Regions from separate parts of the Homo sapiens genome. Here region 1 is linked to region 2. Evidence: chromatin loops called from intact Hi-C (ENCODE). Cell type or tissue: PC-3. All regions are shown on one strand. Each heading gives the region's core, and the rest is flanking DNA. Links, peaks and the distances in the headings are about the cores only. Region 1 has its middle 72 kb from the start of LINC02115. Region 2 has its middle 120 kb from the start of MACIR.

What was found. Hi-C counts contacts between places; a loop is a spot of excess contacts. Peaks named below come from ENCODE experiments on the same cell type or tissue, not always from the same donor. Only the 100,000 strongest peaks of a DNase experiment are listed, where the experiment ranks them.
Region 1: it touches region 2 in a loop (2.4-fold over the local background); 2 of 110 quality-filtered maps call a loop at or near these places.

The regions. Positions count from the first base shown.
Region 1 is chr5:103,466,404-103,473,707 of GRCh38, forward strand. It overlaps the pseudogene PDZPH1P. Among named protein-coding and RNA genes, the nearest start is that of LINC02115, 72 kb to the right of the region's middle. In PC-3, for the core only: no CTCF peak of the experiment used is centred there; a DNase peak (open chromatin) is centred at 3,098; H3K4me3 peaks cover 930 bases; H3K27ac peaks cover 1,758 bases.
Region 2 is chr5:103,372,376-103,379,679 of GRCh38, forward strand. No RefSeq gene overlaps it. Among named protein-coding and RNA genes, the nearest start is that of MACIR, 120 kb to the left of the region's middle. In PC-3, for the core only: a CTCF peak has its summit at 3,093 (motif pointing left); a DNase peak (open chromatin) is centred at 3,226.

The DNA.
Region 1 (7,304 bases), core at 1,771-4,270, 94 kb after region 2:
AGGCTAGTGTTTTCATTATTTTAGTCCTTAGATGTTTGTTTCAGGCTACTTGTCTTAGTAATCCTTAATTAAATTTTAGTTTTTATCTAAATTCAATCAAGCTTTTGAGTAATGATAACATTTTGATAACAGTGATATTAACAGCAATCAAATGGATCCTTTTTTTTTTTTTTTTTAATTCTAGGGAGAATGCCATTTAGGCCTTCTTTGTGAACCAGAAAAAGCTATGCCTAAGTTCTTCTTGTGAAAACTCAAGATACACAGTGCCAAGGGCTGTGTGTCCTATGAATCAGCAGGAAATTCTGGCTCCAATCCCATGTTGTAATATGGATTTCCTTTCATCTCAGGCAGCTTAATACTTTAGAAAAAGATCTCTAGAGGAAGATTTTTTCATAATTTCTTTTTAACAATTTTTTAAAAAAAATCCTTATTTTAATTCAGTTATTTTCTAGACTTTGTCATTTTATTTTTAATTTGTTCTTTGAAAAATTAAAGAATTTGTATACACAGTCTACATAATAGTTCATAAAAACAAGTGAAAACGCTATTGAGTAAACATTGCCATTTAAACTATTGGCCTTTGACAATCAATTAGAAATAAAAAGCACATTATCTAAATTGATTAAAACTTTGATATCTATGGTATGCACACCTCAGAGACTGAGCTATAAGGAGGCAATTATAGAACTTCTATTTTTAGATCTTTGTCTCAAATATAATAATAAATTAAGCTTTATGAGTATTTCATATATAGCATGTCCCTGGCATTGTCATGTAGTTTGTATTTCAGAGAGTCACAAGTTAGGAACTTGTACCTGAGGCCTCCATCTGCTGAAGGACAGAGTATGAGTCCCACAATATGAAGGTATTGTCTGTACAGCCACATGTTCACTTTCACCATTATTGCAATGTTAGTGCCTTGTTAAGTGGATTAAGAAATTATATTACCTTATGTTTTTAAAATCCCTACAATACTTTCTACTGATATGGGACAGTGATCACAAAAATGTTTTGCACAACACAGAGGTCTGATGGGTATGTTACAGGAATGTCAAACTTAAAGATGAATCACACACACATTGCTTTCTTTAATAATAATAATAATAATAAACAATCAAACCTCACCTACCAAGTTTGCTGACCTTTTTCTGCGATAACAAGTAGCTATCCATAGTGTGCTACAGAGCAGACAGCTGAAAAAATAAGGAGACTTATATGCCCCTTCCAGGTAAAGGTCACATTTTAATAATGGATGAGAAAGGAACTGCTTTTGAAAGAAATTCATGTTATAAAAAAAAGTATTTTGGGAATATTTCAATCATTAATAATTTAGTTGGCATAAATAGTGGGTTTCACCTATAAAAACATATTTCTACACACTTAAAGAGCTTGAAATTCTCAAATGTTTCAAATAACATATTCTGAATCCATTTCTCAGAAATAGTAAAACGTACCACTGCTTGGTTAGTTTGCTTGAATGAATGGACATCAGAGAAGATGGAAATTTAGTAGCCAAATTTAAATGACAAAAATGTGTTTAATTGGTGGATGGTATTAAAAAATGAGTACCACGATTTAGGAAGTGTAGCCAATAAAGCACTTCCATGTGGATGCCTGCATCTTTGGAAACTGTTTAGTTATGATAGCTATTAAAACTATGTAGGAAAAGAAACTAAATTCTGAACCAAGCCTTTAAATTCCTGCCTGGCAAAATGTTAAAGATGTAAAAAGTAATGAGATGTTTAATCAGTTGGTTTCAATTACAATATTTTTAGAATGAGAGACAATATGAAGGGTTTTTTGAACTTCTAATAACGTTTTAAATGCTTTATTTCATCTTTTAAAATTTATATTTTTGTGTAAATTTAGTAATACCAATATATATTAGACTAGCATATGAATGTAATTTATAAATAAAGTGCCATATATTGGGGATGCAGGCTAAAAATTTTCTGAAAGATATATATGTAATAAACAACCTCAGGGATCACTGGACTGGACTCCCCACTCTTAAACAATTAAACTGGGGAGATGGGATACACCTTTCAATTCTTTCTTAAAAAACTTTTCCAAAAAAAGAATGTTTAGAAAAATACTACCATTTATTATTTGTATTTAAAAAAGAAAAGACAATTTGATCCCAGAAAATTAGGAAGGATGTAATTGCAAAAGAAAGAATACACGATTGAACTGAAAATAATATGCTTATGAACAACTTAATACAATGCCCTTAATTATTTTTATTCTTATTTTTGCTGTGGACTCTTTGAATATCATCATGGAAGAGTATTGATCTGCACACCTAATTCTATTTTCTCTTTTCCAAATGTAATAAGGCAAGTTCCTTTTCTTTTCTTTCCTTTTTACTCTGCCATTAGTTATCCTAACACTGTATGCATTGTGACCTATTCTATGACAGTCATGCTCCATCTCCCTGGGCACAGGGCACCATAAGCCTCCCTCTCCCCTCCTGATCCTGACCCCTGCACCTCTCACCCCAAAGCCCCTCTGATACTATTGCTATTGAAACAGTGACTTCATGGTTGCCAGAGAGTGAGCATTTTCTCATATCCCATTTTACTTTTGCTTCCTGGATTCTTTTGGCCCACTCTAACCTTTTGACATTTTTGGTCATACATGAATATCCATTTGGCTCCTCTTCCCTTAGTATATATTTGTCCCCCGACACAACTACTTTTTCAAATTATGAAAGTCATTTGAATTCTAAGCCTACCTTTTGTGATACTAAATATCCTTGCATCTGTGGCTGTAATCTTAATGATCAAACTTCACCTTCTATTTTCTTGGTTATTACTGAAAATGTGAAGTTACAGATTTTCAGAAATAACGCCTCAAAACCTCACTGATGTATCTGCTTCCAATAATGTGAAAGAATACTGGTAGAAAATTTTGTGTACATTTTCTTAGCTAATTATTTGTTCATTAGTCATTTGATGTCTATGTTAAAAGTAAAAAAAAGACCTAAAAAAAAAACCACATTGAAATCTCCACAAAGTTCTGCAGTACTCATAGTTGCATAGTATTTTTCCTTAATCACCAAAGCCATCTCTTAGTCATGGGAAATGAAGTAAATCGGAAGGCACCTTCATGAAAACAAAATTTTTCTAGTTTTCCTCACACTGTCAACAAAGAGAATATTTATTGTGCTTTCATTTTCAGTGTATGGCCTAAGTCTGTGCCCTTTGAAAAGTTATATAACATAGGTTATCCTTTTATGCACATGTGTCAATATTCTCAACAGTGGAGCAGTTAGGGTTAACCCTAGGCAGAGTTCATCGTTGGTGCACTCCCTGTTCCCCGAAATACTACATTTCCATTCTTTATTCAACCATTTCTTTCATGTATCTCTCCCCACATTACTGGATGGTCAAGGTGCCACACACAGCATTAGTTCTTATCAGGAAATTCCTCTTTTACCTCCTCCTCCCACCTATAAGGAAGTGAATTGATGGAGAGTTGGCATTCACCTTTGAAAGTTATTGGCTTCTAGTATACAGCAACAACAAATGGACTTAGATCCAGGAAGAGTACCACATTTTATTTGTCATGGAACTCCCCAGGAAAAAATTTAGAACAAAATGGATATTGAGATTGTGCTTAGTTACAGAAGCAATGATATTCTGAAGGTGTTTCCAAGAGGGGTCATACAATAGAAGTTTTTTTTAAAAAAAAAAAAAGGAGAAAAGGAAAAACAAGGGAAAAAGTGAAACCAGCAAGAGGTGGCAAGTGAGGGGATACTTTTCCTTCCCGGGTCTTTGAGTGATGAACAAAGCAAGGCTGTCTTCAGGACTGCGTGACGGGGGTATTATCTCTCCTGGCATAGACCTAGACTTGGAGATGGTCAGAAAATTATGAGCTCAGCCACTGTCTCAAATGATGACCTGGACTTCTACAAGGCTTCTTGGTGGTTGGTAGTCTAGAGATTTCAGGATTATAAAGCAAACCAATTATATTAAAATACCATTACCTAACATTAAGGGAAAATTTGTGATATGGTAGCATCTGCTTTTTTTTTTTTTTTTGAGATGGAGTCTCGCTCTGTTACCTAGGCTGGAGTGCAGTGGTGCGATCTCAGCTCACTACAACCTCCACCTCCCGGGTTCAAGTGATTCTCCTGCCTCAGCCTCCCGAGTAGTTGGGACTACAGGCACCCACCACCATGCCTGGCAAATTTTTGTATTTTTTTTTTTTTTAGTAGAGGCAGGGTTTCACCATATTGGCCAGACTGGTCTTGCTCTCCTGACCTTGTGATCCGCCTGCCTCAGCCTCCCAAAGTGCTGGGATTATAGGTGTGAGCCACCGTGCCCAGCCACATCTGCTTCTTTAGTAGTATATTAAACAATAGGATCAAGTAATGGGACTGGGCGCTACCTTAATTTTGCAATAGTGATGAATATAAACTATGTGGTTCAGTATATGAATAACTGTAGTATAAAATATCTGCAATTCCTGTTATTAAACATTTGGCAGAACAGCCAACTTTATGGTGGTTTGCTGCCTATTTTATAATTAAAGAAAAGTTTAGGTTTCAGTTGAATATTAGTGATAAAGAGAGAATATTTCTCCCTATCCAACTGAAAGAAACTTTTAATACTATACCCTAAGGGGTATTTGGACCCCAGGTTAAGAACCTCCATATCTACAGGCTGAAGTGTTTGGTGAAAAACCGTAAAGGAGGGTGTCTACAGTGGTATGAGGATTCAAGACTGGTAAAAGGAGCACAGGATAGCAGGAAGACGTTTAGATTAGGAGATTCACAACTAAGATATTTCTGAGATAAATTTTCTTAATTCTTAGCACCATCACCCAAATTCAGCCTCTTACCTCTTGTCCGAATTAATACAATGCCTCCTGACTGATCTTACAACCCAAGCTCCCAGCACCACCATGCAGTCCTAAAGAATAGCTTTATTTATGTTTCAGTTATGCTTCTGTGTTCAAAAATCACTCAGTGCATCTTCATTGCCCCCTAAATAAAGTACAACTCTTAAGTCTGAATGTAGAGTTCTTTATTATTTGGCTTTGGTGTACCTTTCTAGTCTAAGTCTCCATTAGTCTTCTCCACATATCCCATGATACAATCAAACTGGCCCACTTTTGGCTCCCTAATTGGATCCCAACACCCTCCTGTGTAGCCTTTCATCAGGCTTTTGCTTCCATCTGGAATTCTCTTCCCCACATTACATGTGCAGAAATCCTACCCATGTTAAAAGTTTAAGTTCAACAGCCACCCATTATGAGAGCAGAAATTTTGTTTCATTCAACTTGGTTTCTAGAATAACGATTAGCTGTATCCCTTACATATAAAAGATGGTCAATAAGAACATTTTAAATGAACAAGAAGGTTAAACATGGGATCTTGGGGAAATCTCAAGATTAGAAATTGGTGAATTTAAGATGGAATTCAAGGTAGCATATTTCAGCAGCATGTGTGAAAGACTGGAAGGAGTCCTACCATTTAGAAGAATAGGGAGTTAGCCAGTAATGAATTGGAGCTCTTGTATCACTTTATTTGGATATGTTTTTATTTTATTTGGCTTCATTTCTTTATTTTGTTTTTATTCTCAATATCTTCTCAATGATGAAAAGGAGGAGAAGGTGGTGATGCTATAAGAAAGGGGCCCTGCATATTGGTGCCAGCCGATTCCACCATGGTGGTATGAATATCAGCAGTCCTACATGTGCCATGGTGGTTTGCTGCACCTATTGACCCGTCCTCTAAGTTCCCACCCCTCCCCTCACATACATCCATGTAACAAACCTGCATGTTCTGCACATGTATCCCGGAACTTAAAATGCAATAAAATAAAATAAATGAAATCATACAAAGAAAAAGAATATCAGTAGTCAGGTGGGAGGTGTACAGAATATCCTTTACAGTGAGAGTATTTTTTTAAAAGGTTCCTTCCTATATAAACTCAGACTTTTCCTTTCTTAAATGTTGCCTGCCTTTAACTTACACGAGATTCTGGATAGAAATTCTCATGCTAACCAACTCCAGCTTTCCAGTTCCCATAGTACCCATTACAGAACAATGCAATCTCAAGGCTGCTGATGATATCAGATCTGATGAATTCTCTGTTCTCTATAAATTATTCAAAGCAATTTCAGCTTACCAGAAATGAATTTCCCTTTCTATGCAAAAGGCAAGTTTTGGTCATTTTCACCTTAAAATAACCTAATGATACTCAAGAGTAAATAGATGGATACAGAATATTTCTCAAGAAATTTGTCCTGTGAAGGCTAAACTGACCTATATACATATCTCTTTGCCAGATTCAAATGCAACTTGATATCTGTTAGATTAAAGAACTGGGGAGAATTAATATTAAGTTGACCTTGAGCTCTCTCAATTTCTGATGAAAAGTTTCAAGTTGCAAATGTTCCTTCTGTGCTTTCAGAACACATTTTTTCGTAGCTAGATAAGGCATTCCATTTGCAAGCTTTTTAAGATTTCTTGGATAGAATTTTATGCAACTTATTCAGTATTATAATTCCCATGATATAACAAATGCATCTGACCACCACACAAAATGGCAGTGATTACAAAGAGATTCAATGACCACAGCCTAGCTTGCCTTGTCATTGTGTTTGGCCCAAGGAAACAGGAGATAGCAGTCTGTGCCATTATGCAATATTTAGGACAAGGATGACTCAGTTTAAATGGAAACATTATCTTAGTTCTGAGGTAAAAGGGCAGCTCTGCAAGGAAATACCTTTTATGTAAACAAAGATGACAACCTTATCCCAAAGGGAAAAATGCAAATGACATATGTACTTCATGAATAATTTGTCTTAATTGTCCATTCTTGGAATCATACTCCAAGAATTCCTTGTGAAGAACAAAGAGACAAATTTTCATTGATTGATTCTCCCATTGCTGCTTTAGCAGATAATTGACTCAAATAAGGTAATTCCAAGAAAAAAATTTATGTACTAGGGAACCATAAAATAGTTTCCACCCTAATGAAGCCTCTGACATTTTGGTTAAAACACTTAAAGAAGTGTGAATAGTGGTTTAACAGTCTTTGTGCAAACGTTGTCAGGTTTCTGGAACACCTTTTCCAAAGGCTCTGCTGCTATAACTGCTGCTGCTGTTGCTAATGTTAGGCATTATAGCCTACTGGAAAAATCTGTGGAAGAAAGAGATCGTATGCTTTCTTTTCAAATTTTTGAGCATAAAATGTAAATAATCAAGCATTTATCTGACTATAATATATCAGGCAGCTAGATAATCCTGCTGTTCTGTTTGGTTATTGGAGTTGGGTTAGTGGAAGGATTAT
Region 2 (7,304 bases), core at 2,101-4,600:
ATTCCAAGGTTAGGTCTGGCACATTTTGCAATACTACATGGTGAATTCATTACAGTGGGTTAAAGGTTGATTGTGCACTATGCACAAATGGAGATGCTGGGGTTTCCAGACTGGATGGTCAACTATCTGAGGGCGCAGAAACAGGCCCTCATCATTATTTACCTTGCTTTTGAAATATACTTCTGTTTTCCCTCCCTTTAGTCTGGGTCCCATGAGCCCGCTCTCCCACACTGTTGCCAGAGTGGAAATTGATTGTCTCTCTCTTGCTCAGAGCTTTCAATCGCCCTCCCGTGTTTGCAGAATAACGCTCCTTAGCAGAGGTCATAGAGCCTTCCTTGACCTGGCCTCTGCCTGGCTCCCTGCTGTCTGGTTGCCATTACTGTGATGCACACACATTTTATGTTCCAGCACTAGCAAGCCACGCACACACATAGCATTTTACTTCATGATTTTACCTTTGCTTATATTTTTCCTTTTGCTTGAAATGCTCTTCCATTTATCACCCCCTTTTCTTTCCCAGGCATCACTTCCTTGAAGTATTTTTACCCATTTCATTCTGTCTCTCAAGACCCTGTACTCATCTCTAATCGTGCACTCACCATATTGTGTTATATGCATACTTCTCTCCCTTCCTTACTTACCTGTGAGTTCCTCCAGGCTATGTTTTATTTATATTTGTATCAGGCAGAGCTAGGTATAATGCCTGGGACATAGCTGGTACTCTAAAATATTTGGTTGTATAAATGAATGAAATGATATATATATATATATATATATACACGTGTGTGTGTGTATATATATATATACACATGCGTATATACGTGTATATATATATATATTTTTTTTTTGAGATGAAGTTTCACTCTTGTTGCCCAGGCTGAAATGCAGTGGCACAATCTTGGCTCACTGTAACCTCCACCTCCCAGGTTCAAGCGATTCTCCTGCCTCAGCCTCCTTAGTAGCTGGGATTACAGGTGCCCGCCACCACACCTGGGTAATTTTTGTATTTTTTTTTAGTAGAGATGGGGTTTCACCATGTTGGCCGGGCTGGTCTTGAACTCCTGACTTCAGATGATCCACCTGCCTTGGCCTCCCAAAGTGCTGGGATTACAGGCGTGAGCCACCGCGCTTGGCCCATGAAATGATCTTTAATTGTCTCCTAAGTGACTAATACTAGATAGCATCTGTTTGGTTTCCTACTAGAGTCTGGAAGCAATAGGTGCCTTCATTTAACCATTGGACCTAGAAAGGTAGCAACCCATAGCCTGCCAGGCTGAATGCACCTGAAAGCCTCAAGAAATCTTGTCACTGTGCATTCTATTATGTGACTACAACTTGAGCCGAATAGGGATAAATGAATCCTGGCTAGCACTGAGCATCGTGCCAGGAACAGAACAGTGGGGCCATTGCAGTCAGTAGAATGAAAGGTTACCATGGCGTTGTCAGGGAGTTTTCTTGAACTATGGCTGGACCATATTTCTCTTTCCACCTCAGCCACTGCTTCATGCTACTGAATGGAGAAGCCTTTGGCTTTCTGTACCCATGGAGGAATGCAGCATGCCTCTTATCTCCTAAACCTGTCCCTGCAGAAAGCTGCCTGCCCTTGGAGTTTCTCAGTAGAACAGTAAATGTGATCTCAGTCTCTCCCAGCGGCTCAGTAAATATCACGTGATACAGAGTGCCTCAGCCAGGTGACACAATGAGAGCTGAAAACACCTCGGGTCGTCTGTACTGTTGCATTCCTTATGCACAGCACATCCTAGTTGTCCCACTTAGAGCATCTCTCATTGTGATTTCCTTTTCTTTCTCTAAACGTAAGCTAGGTTGACCTCACTTAGTGGAAAGTCAAAGGTGTCAAGTGAATAATAAACTCTTTTCCTGTTCAGGTACAGTGTGGGCTGTTAGGTTTTCCACCCAAAGGGAGGATGGGGGCTGAGTAGGGCTGCAACAGAGGAGAGAGAATGCAGTGCACCTCGAAGATGTGAGTGACATGCTGCTTAGATGGAAAGTACACCATTTCCTTTCCTGTTCAGAGTGAGATATTTTTTACCTTCATACAAATGAGGTTGTTGAAAACCATGATATTTTAAAATACCCACATAAACAAAACCTTTGTTTTGAATGTAAACCTATGGAAATGAATACTCACAATCTGCAGTAAAAAGGACCATCTCTTGATCTTGGATGTTTCCTAGCAAAGCACATTCAGGGTGTCGTTGCTGGCAATGGAAAGCCCAGAGTGCCAGCAGCCTCCACACTGTGATTTAGGGAAGGGAGTGACTGAGATTATTTTAGTCAGAGGAACTGGTTCTCTGCTTAGCCTCGATATTTCATAAAAAGCTCATTGCAGCAAAATTTTCATTTGGCAGCATCTGCGGTGCTATCATCTTGATATCTTCACATTAAGTAACAATGGCACTTCAAGGTCAAATGAAAGTCAAATTGGCACGATAAATATTCATTGTCAGCCTCTGTTAATCCTATGTATTTTCTGTAAAGATACAGGCAAAGCATGTAATCAGTAGTGTTTGTAGGAAAATAAAAAGTTATAGAAATCCTGGGGTCATAGAGCAAATAAAACAGTTCAAATGTTAAGATATATATGGTATAGTGAGAAAATCAGTAGAATGAATACTGCACTCAATTCTGACATTGTCAGTTTCTGACAAATCATTTAAATGATATACCTCAATTTTCCCAACTGTAAAATTAGAATGAATTACATAATTATCTTTTATTCTTATTCCTATTCTAAGTGATAGCTTTTCTAGATGCAATTAGAAAGAACTTTCAAAGTGTTGCAAAACACTGAAACATATTAGGAAAAAAAAAATAATGTGTGTTTTTTTTTTCTTCTGAGCACTTAAATAATAGAATAGGTATCAGTTTCTTAAACAAATGGAATGAAAATCACAAATAGACTTTTAAGGTTAGGAAAGAAGCCTGCAATGTGAAGGGACTAGATTAAAAGAAAATTGACCTGTTTACATTTCTACTGTAGAGTATTGGATGCTGTAGCAATAATGGACCTTTATTGGAATTATTTTAGAGGTTATGAGATTACATAATGGCCTGTGTCACCTAGCGGCCAGAGGCTGGGATGTCAAGTGTGTGTACCTTTATCAATAGCCAAGCTTAAAATGACTGAGAAACAGCTACTTCTGAGAAGACTTGGAAAGTAAGGTATTCTATTTGAGGATAATGTAAGCATTTGTTTCTGGAATTCTGCCCAGTAACCCAGAGCACACAAAAAGGTCTTAGAGTAATTTGATCAGTGTTTCTGTAAAAGAACACCAAAGCCACAGATTCTGTTACTGGCAAGACAGAAAATGCATTATAAGGGAAGACAACATGTTTCATAGGATGATGGCTTGGCCTGGAGAGGGCTTGGGAGAGTTAACTGACAGCAGTTAGGAACAACGATTAATGCTAACCTGAACTTCTGGGACCCCTGCCTGAACATGCTTGTCAGGGTGTGTTGGTGTTTGCAACATTGCCTTTTGTTTTGTCTCTGGAGCCTGATGCAGTTTTGCTTGCAGTCCTTGTTACTGTCTATTGGCCCTGTTTTGAGCACTAACATGAGAAGATGAAAAGAAATCCCCAGAAACACCCTTTTTCTCACCTGGTCATCTTAGTATCCACAATTGCATTCCTAGAGGAATATTCATCTTCCTGGCATTATTGTTTTGATGTATTCACAGAAGTCTGTGGCCGTAATCCTTCCGTAAGCTGATCTGTTATTTAGCTCCTTGGATGAAATATTGGTAATCATTGTAAAAATGATGAGCCTATGTTGATATGTACATGGACCTTTCCCTGTTTGACTGGGGGATGGGGGGTAATGTGAGGGCTGGGGAGATTAAAAACAGATTCTAGATCCCTCCAGTGAGCTCCTTGGTTAAATATTTTGTTTACATTGGTTATATTGAGCAACTTTAGTAGAGGATATTGTTGAAGAGGTGGAGAGCAGTTTTCTGATTGGCGAGACCTGTAGTCATTAGGCTGCATTTATCAGTAGGCTTGCCTTGCAGTTCAAGGTTCATTGAGATAGATAGACTAGCAGCTTCTCAATGCTGGTTTCTCAGGCTACACTGGGTTGCTCAGGTTGAGTGGGCAATGAGGAACTTGGGGAGGTAGTAGAAGACAACCACTTGACTTCAGGACTAAACCTTTTTCTTTGGCTGCCTTTGTTGCTGTTGAAAAGTTGGGGTTATTTTGTAGTTCATGGGTTGGCAAACTATGACTTGAGCAAAAAAATCTGTCTTGCTGCTTGTTTCTGTAAATAAAGTTTTATCAGAACACAAACATGGTTATTTGTCTGCATATTGTCTGTGGATTCTTCTGCATGAAAACAGCAGAGTTGAATAGCTGCAAAAGCGAACCCTAAGACCTGCAAAACATAAAATATTTACTATTTGGTCCTGTATGGGAAAAAGTTTCCTGATCCCTGCTGTAGTTCATTGTAGGTAATCTGTTGCTAAGATCTTCTCTTGGTCTTTGGTGTTCTTTAATGTTGCTCAAATAAATTTAGATGTGAATTTCTTTTTATTTTTCCTGCTTGAGATTTGTTGTTCTTTCATCAATTATTAGCCATAAACTCTGAATATTGTCTCTCCCCATATCTTCTCTGCTCTTGAAACTCTGGTTGAATTTCTTAGAATCTCTCATTCTAGTCTCCATTTTTCTTAACTCTATTTTTCGTCACATAGGATCTCTGTGCTGCATCCTGGGTATTTCTACAGATCTGTTTTCTGATTCAATTTCCTTACTTATTATCAGTTAAGATTTTCTATTTCTTCGTGATTCAATCTTGGTAGATGTGTAAGTTTCTAGGGCTTTATTCATTTCTTCTAGGTTATCCAATTTGTGTACAATTGTTCATAGTAGTCTGTTTAGACTCTGTGTATTTCTGTGGTATCAGTTGGCTTTTTTATTTCTGATTTTATTTGGGTCTTCCCTCTTTTTTTTCTTAGTGTAACTAAAGGTTTGTCAATTTTGTTTTCCAAAAACCAATGTTTAGTGTTGTTGGTCTTTTCTGTGGCTTTTCTAGTCTCAATTTCATTTATTTCATCTCTTATCTTTGTCATTTTCTTCCTTTTTTTTTTTTTTTTTTTTTTTTTTGACAGTCTTGCTCTGTTGCCCAGGCTGGAGTGCAGTGGCGTGATCTTGTCTCACTTGCTGCAACCTCTGCCTCCCAGGTTCAAGCAATTCTCCTGCCTCAGCCTTCCGAGTAGCTGGGACTACAGGCGCCTGCCACCACACCCGGCTAATTTTTATATTTTTAGTAGAGATGGGGTTTCACTGTGTTAACCAGGATGGTCTCAATCTCCTGACCTCGTGATCTGCCTGCCTAGGCCTCCCAAAGTGCTGGGATTACAAGCGTAAGCCACCATGCCCGGCTATTTCCTTCCTTTTTTCCAGATCTAGAAGTCCTATTTAGCTTTTTTTCAAATCTGCCTAGTCATCTTATTTGTATTTTCATATCTCCTCTTTTGCTTCTTTAAACATATCAAGGATATTTACTTTAAATTCTATGCAATTAATTCTAGTATATGAAGCTATTGTAGGTTTGATTCTGCTGTTTTATCCTCATTGAATTACAAGGTACTGGTGTACTTGTGAGCTTTGTATTGTTTCTAGTGGTGAACTCAGGTTCCTTGGGTATTTTCTGTGGAAATTCTTTGAGTATTTTTATGTGGTGTTCAGGGTACATAGTGTACCATACAGCTAGAGAGTTGTTCTAAATCATGTTTGCCATACCATCTATACCCAGAGATCCTTCAATGTTAGAGGTTATTGAAAATTTGCCTGGACTATTAATAAAACTAATGCTTTGATGTTAAATTGTCTGTAACTTTCTGGAATCTCTTCTTACTTTTTATTTCTTGCTTATTGAAGGAAGAAAAGTGAATCTTACAGTCTCCCTGGGATCCACAGAGACATGATGAAAGCCAAGAATCATTTCATATCTAGAAATCTTATTTGGTTGTTTTCTAAATATAACTTATCACAATTGTCCTACTTCCAACATTCCTCAAAATTGGATGTAAAATCTGCATCACCTTATCCCTTCAAGCTATTCTAGATGATTATTCTTGCCCCTTCATGCAAATTCCTCTTGTCTTGAGGCAGATGACATTGGTATACCTTCTCTGTTACCTTGTCCCTGAAATCTACCCTTGGAATAATCATTCCCATTCAGTCTCTAAAGGCTCTGGGTCTGCCATGGTCTTTTGTTCTACTTTTAGTTCTGACCTCATCTTGGGTGACTTCAAAATCTCAGATTTCTGGCTTTTTCATCTTCAAAATAACCTTGTCAACCATTGTATAGTTCCATAGACACAAAAAACTTCTCCATCTTGAAAATCAAAAAACTAGATTTTCTTCCTTTTGACCACAACTTCCTGTCCATTTAGGTTACTTACTAAGCTGTTGCTGATATACCAATCCTTTGACCTCACTGAAACCTCCATTCTCTTTACCCTCTATTTTCAATGTTTCAAACATTTCTCATACTTTTATTCTCTTCTTATCCTTCTCATGTTTTATAATTCAAGACTTCAAACACTGCTGTACTAATACCCTAAGCTGACTTGCCACATCCTCTTTCTACTATTCTAACTTGGCAAAACCTCAGTCCTCGATGAAACAAAATGCCTATTTTTTTCTACTTCCATATCTGTGCTGATGAGAGAGTTCCTGAAGAAATATCATGATTTCCACTTTGCTAATGGTCGACTAGATTATTTGGACGCATTCCTCCTGCTGAAAATGACAAGAAATGCTGAATATAATATAAAAATGTCTCTTTTAAAACATTGAGGAATTAAAAATACATTAAGGAATTACCAAACCAAAATTTAGGGAAAAATAACTCAAAAAAGAATCTGAGCACTGAAGCCATGTGCTCCAGAGGTATTTTATAACATGGTAAAAATTACACTTTGGTTTTGGTAGCCTCATTGGGTAAGGGATCATAATTTAAGGTCCAGAGCCAACTCAAGTAGAAAAATTTAATAAGAGACTAACCCTGTTCCATACACACACACACACACACACACACACACACACACACACATACACACACATATACATACATATGTGCTTTATATCAATAATGAAGCTAGTCATGGGCTAGTTCTACTTCTAAGGGAGTGCAACTTAATCTATTCTGATTGGTAAAACAATATTCTTGGGAACAGAATTTACAAAATGCTTAGAAATAGTTGCATTAATTATTCCACATCATAAGCCCATCAAGTGGGTTATTAACTCAACTCCCTTGCTTCATCCCTTTGTCATAC